Linked DNA regions of Mus musculus: region 2 is linked to region 1. The links are chromatin contacts, found by Hi-C or POLR2A ChIA-PET in ENCODE. All regions are on one chromosome and are shown on one strand. Each heading gives the region's core, a stretch centred on a gene start or an enhancer-like site at or near the end of the contact. The rest is flanking DNA. Distances are from core to core; before and after follow the strand shown. Region 1 holds the start of Frs3os (fibroblast growth factor receptor substrate 3, opposite strand). Region 2 has its middle 16 kb from the start of Pgc.

Evidence for each region. Hi-C counts contacts between places; a loop is a spot of excess contacts on that map. ChIA-PET counts read pairs that join two places held with the same protein, here RNA polymerase II (POLR2A).
Region 2: POLR2A ChIA-PET joins it to region 1 with 51 read pairs in embryonic stem cell. The contact joins the enhancer-like site here to the promoter of Frs3os in region 1. A Hi-C loop is called at or near these places in 5 of 37 maps with a recorded cell type or tissue (Patski, gastrocnemius, heart and 1 more). POLR2A ChIA-PET finds 5 or more read pairs at or near these places in 4 of 5 experiments (Patski and embryonic stem cell).

Annotation. Positions count from the first base shown.
Region 1 is chr17:47,700,713-47,703,412 of GRCm38, reverse strand. It overlaps Frs3os (fibroblast growth factor receptor substrate 3, opposite strand), which reads left to right and starts at 1,417. Exons shown (of 3, transcript NR_045913.1): 1 at 1,417-1,799; 2 at 2,581-2,668. Frs3 (fibroblast growth factor receptor substrate 3) reads right to left here. Exons shown (of 7, transcript NM_144939.2): 5 at 1,629-1,790; 6 at 689-843; 7 at 1-459.
Region 2 is chr17:47,741,825-47,744,524 of GRCm38, reverse strand. It overlaps a transcript of Tfeb not described here. Among named protein-coding and RNA genes, the nearest start is that of Pgc, 16 kb to the right of the region's middle. Within about 2 kb of position 1,317, at least 1 of the 3 ENCODE cell types and tissues checked has a DNase peak (open chromatin) inside an H3K27ac peak, as active enhancers do; it is heart, where a contact is called at or near this core.

The DNA.
Region 1 (2,700 bases), core at 168-2,667:
AGCCTCCCCTCCCGGCTGTTGACCTTGGCTCTCCCACACTGGGGGAAGTGGGGGCAGGTTCTCATAGTGCAGCAGGGCCGCCCGACGGTGGGCCAGGCCACTCCACCCTCGCTCCTCAGGGCTCAGTCTCCAGCCAGCCCCTTGCTGCAGGCCCCCGCTGACGTTCTCGTAGGTGCATTTGGGCTGGGCTGGGCACTCAGAAGGGCCCTCGTTGTTGTTGTGATGGGGAGGGTCCTGCATGCCCGGGCAGAGGCTCTGGCACTTCATCACCTGCCGCCGAGCAGGGGTGGGGCCCAGCACGAACTTGACCTGCCCTGGCTGGAGCAACACCTGTGGGTCTCGCTGGTCGGAACCCTGTGTCTGTGCTGGGAGGGGTACCCTGCCCTCAGGCAGTGGCTGCAGGCAGTGGCGACTTCTGCCATCCTCATCCCCAGTTGGTGTGTTGACATAGGTGTGAGACTGCAGGCAGGGAGAGAGATGTTAAGTGAATCAAGTGGTTTCAAGGACTGGGAGGAGGGACAGGGCCAGAGAAGACAGGAAAAGAGCCAGAGTTTCTCCTGCCGCCTCCAACCCCCCCCCATAAGCGGCCCCTCCTGCTCCGGTAGAGGGGGGCCCTATCAAGTCTCTTCTGTTCTCCCAACCTTCCCTAGGTCCCGCCCACCTAGAGTGCCGCCCACCACCTGCACACCTGCTCCTCGGAGGCAATGAGGGTGTGGGTAGACTCTTCCCCAGGCGAGGGGTGTCGCAGACTGCTTGTGGAGGGTCGGCGAGGTGCGGAGGAGAACCGTGGGCCCTCTCCAGGGCAGCCAGGGAAGCCATTGGAGAAGCCAGAGACCGTGTAGCCTGGAGGTGGGTTCAGGGAAAGCAGTCAAGGAGAGGGGTATGGGAGAGCTGACAGTCATTTGCAGTCACGTGCACACATATTTGAGGTGCCCTGCAATCCTTCCAAAGGCAAGCAAGAGGCTCTCACGGCCCTATTATCACTCACTGCACTGACTGGGCAGCCCCCCACCCCCCTACACCTCTGCAATCAAATCCTGCCCTGCCCTCTGAAGCCACCCTGAGGCTGGCTCAACCTCCTACTTTCTCATAGACCTTATTAAACACTGATGGCACACCTGTCACCCCTGAACTGTCCTATGACCAGGCAGGCTTTGCCAGGGAGCACCAGGAAACCTCACCGACACAGGGGCCATTTTAGCCTTTCTGTCTCTCACAGGGAATACAATGAGCAGGGCTGTGTGGTCTGACTTAGCAGCCATCAAGAACAGATCATGGGAACCTCCACACCAATGTGAGCAGCGATGGCGCGCCAGCCAGCCAGGAGAAGTGTATTTTGTATGTGATCCAGGCCAGTACACGGAAGGAAGCAAAAAGCTCCAGACTGCTGTTTCTATGGCAACCCAACGTCTTCCTGTCTGCTTCCCAACCATCAGTTGACCCAAGGCGCAGGCCTCTGCAGCTCCAGCTTGAGTCACCCAACTGGCCCTGCCCAGGACTGATCCATCCTCAGGAATGGTTCTGACGACAGAAGACTGTCCAGGAAGGCTGGCTCACCCCAGCTCTCCCGTACCTGCTCCTTAGCTCGTGTGTGTATATGACAGGGTGACTGGGGTGGGGTCTCTCACCAGCGGGCTGTGGGGGCCCTCGAGGCAGGTCCAGCTCTGGTGGGTGGCTGCTCCGCGTGATGATGACCGGCTCCTCCGTCACGTTGATGCTGTTACACTGCATGAGGTCCTGCAGCAGGTTGAAGATGTCCTCTGCCCTCGAACACTTGAATGCAAAGATGCCTGGGGAAGGTGAGGAAGCAGTGAGGGCCTCCAAGACCCGGTTTTCCTAAGGATAGGTGCCTTCTGGGGTGGGGAGAAAACCATGGGTAGGTGCCCCATCTTCCTGTACCCATCACTCTGCCTCCCAGCTGCCCCCACCCCCAACCCTTCATCCAGGTATAGCCATCTCTACTATCTCTGAAGACAATTGGGTCTGACCTACTTCCAGCTCATTCACAGACTATTCAGACCAGAGGCAAAGGCCCACTGTTTCCACACAGGTTCCTCTCAGCTTGGGAGAGGCAGAGCAAGGCAGTCCAGTACTCCTTCCTGCAGCAGGTCTCTAAGCACTTCCAAGTGTCTGTCCACAAAGTGGCAACACTTGACTGAGCACCTGCAACTCAATGGCTCTGAAGATGCCAGCCTGGGGATCTGTAACACAGGCCTATGGGACTCGGGGGCAGCTGAGGGGGATGTGTGAGGTCATGCACACATCCACAGCAAAGATAGATGTTACCAGGTACGGTACCACATACCCACAGTTAATCATTAAGTTCAAGGCTGGCCTGAGCTACCCATGAAATCCCTGTCTCAAAAAGCCAGGGTATGTATATATGTATGTATGCATGCATGCATGCATGCATGTATGTGGGTTCCTAGCATGTACACAGTCCTGAGTTTAGTCCCCAGCACCACACCCACAGGATGATAGATACAATTAAACTGGGATATGGACAATGAACATTATATTACTCTTATATACTGCTACCCATTAGCTCCAGTACAGGGTAACTGAAGTTTGTATAAACAGGACGAGAAAGACGGCACGATATGTGAAAGCTGGACAAGACCAGAAGGACAGAAGTGGTGATACGTGGCTGTAATCCCACACTTGGGAGGTGAGACGAGAATCCCCGTGAGTTTGGAGACC
Region 2 (2,700 bases), core at 68-2,567, 41 kb before region 1:
CACACGGACACACACACGGACACGGACACGGACACGGACACGGACACGGACACAAACATAAAACCTGTGAAACTACTTAAACATGAGATGTGAAGCAGCGTGGCGACAGCTGATATGGTGTAGTCCCACTGGGGACTTTGCAGGCAGGCTTGGTGTCGGAGCTGTTGCCCTAGACTCCAGGGCCTAGAGAAAGGGCGTGGGAACCAGTAGGGCTTTGCTTTCATCCTGGGGCCCAAGCCCCACCCCAGAGACCGGGAGGCGGGGCTACTCTGTAAGAGCTCCCAGGTGATTCGAACCGCCAGCCAGGCCTGTCATGAGAGGGAAGGGTCCAATGGCCTCCTAGAAAGCTATGTCTTCATTGAAGGTCATGGCCGGGCAGTGGTGGCGCACGCCTTTAATTTGGGAGGCAGAGGCAGGCAGATTTCTGAGTTCGAGGCCAGCCTGGTCTACAGAGTGAGTTCCAGGGCTACAGAGAAACTCTGTCTCGAAAAACCAAAACAAAAAAACAAACCAAAAAAAATTTCTTTTTGGTGAAAGCAAGGAAGCCGGGAAGGCAGAAAGCACTTGAAGGAAGGATAGCTGAAACAAGAGCGTCGGGATCACTGCTTTCTACACACATCCTTCTCTGGGACTCCCACTGTATTGTAACTCTCAACAAGGTGGAATGCCCCCACCCCACCCCCAGCAAAACTGGCACGGCACTGGCCAGACTCCGTTCTCCTCTTCCTTATTCTCCCAGTTAAGACCAGGACCACGGTGAGGGTCAAGCTCTGGGAACTGTGTGAGGCTCTAGGTTTGATACCCCAGCATCAGAAGGGAGAAAATATGTGTATCTGTAATATATGTTAACAATACGTGTGTGTGTGTGTGTGTGTGTGTGTGTGATGAAACAATGATCCTGCCTGATCTTCTGCCTCTCTGGGCTGTCCTCCCATCTCCCCCGCTGCCAACCCACTCTACAGCAAAGCACTTCCTGTGGGTGAGATAAGTCTCGGTCCTTCCCTATCGCTGGGACGTTATCTCTGCCCTCAGCAAGAGGATCGGCGTCTCTGGTGCAGAGTGGAAGAGGAGGGCGGGCAGAGAGGGGAGGGAAGAGCCGTGCCTAGGACAGGGGATGCAGACCAATGTCCCACGGGGAAATTCAAGGGGTAGAGACACTCCCTGCCTGCCAAATCCCATGCAGTACCTAGTCAACTGAGGAGAACAAGCCCGGAATGGGAGATGGGGTTGTAGAGTGTAGCAGGGACTGTGGCCAGAGTCTGCAAAAAACCTTAGACATACAGGTATTTATTTTATAAGCATGGGTGAGTGTTTTGCCTGCGTGTGTCTGTGCACCACATGCATGCAGAGGCCAGGAGAGGGCGCTCAATTCCCTAGACCCAGAGTTAGAGATGGTTGTGAGTCACTGTATGTGCGCTGGGAATTGGGTGTGCTGGAGAGCAGGGTGCTCGCAAGACGTCCTGGAAGGTGGGGTTTTTTTTTTGGGGGGGGGAGTTGTTGGTTTTGTAGTTTTAATTATTTTTTTCTGTCATACAATACATCCCAACTGCAGTTTGCCCTCATGCCAGACCCTCTCCACCCCCACCCTCACCCCTACCCACCTCCTCTCCCCTGTACATTTCCCCCTCCCCCATTTCCCGTCAGAAAAAAATAGACGTCCCAGGGTGGGAGAGATGGCTCAGTGGTTACCAGCACTGGTTGCTCTTCCACACCCACACAGCAGCTCACAACTGTCTGTAACTACACTTCCACAGGCTCCAACACCCTCACACAGACACACATGCCATACATGCAGACAAAACAAATGCACATACAATAAAAATACTTTTTTTAAAAATTAAAAAAAAAAAACAGACCTCCCAGGGGTATCAACCCAACACAGCATAACAAGTTATAAAAAAAGACACGGCACAAACCCTCATATCAAGGCTGGACAAAGCAACCCAGTAGGGGAAAAAAAGTCCCAAAGAAGGCAAAAGAGCCAGAGACACTCCCACCCCCACCCCACTGTTAGGGGTCCTACAAGAACACCAAGCTACCCAATGCAGAGGCTGTGGCTCAGCCCCAGTCAGGCTCTGTGTTGTCAGTCAGGCTCTAGGAGCTTCCATCCTGTGAGCCATGTTCTCCTGACTCATCTCCTTGAGCCTTCTGGAACCTACAAGCCTTCCTCACCTAGAAGATGTTATATTTTAGGGTGTTAGATACATAGGGTGGCCTGTTGGAACCCTTAGTGCTATTTAAAGATATATTTATTTTATGCATATGAGTACACGCTGTAGCTGTCTTCAGACACACCAGAAGAGAACACCAGATCCCATTACAGATGGTTGTGAGCCACCATGTGGTTTCTGGGAATTGAACTCAGGACCTCTGGAAGAGCAGTCAGTGCTTTTAACCACTGAGCCATCTCTCCAACCCACCCTCAGCTTTTTAAAAAACTGTATGTACATGTGTGTGTAACTTTGGCAGGAGGTAGGGCAGAGTACGCATACCCGTGGAAGCTGAAGGAGGGTGTCGGGCCCCTGGAGCTGGAAATACAGGTGCTTGTGAGCTGCTCAACATGGGTGCCAGAGTCCAGACCTCTGGAAAAGTAGCAAGTGCTCTAACCACTGAACACTCTCTCCCAACCCACTCACTGATTTCCTTTTTAAAGACAGGGTCCCATGCTTCTCACACGGACCTCAAACTCACTCTCATAGC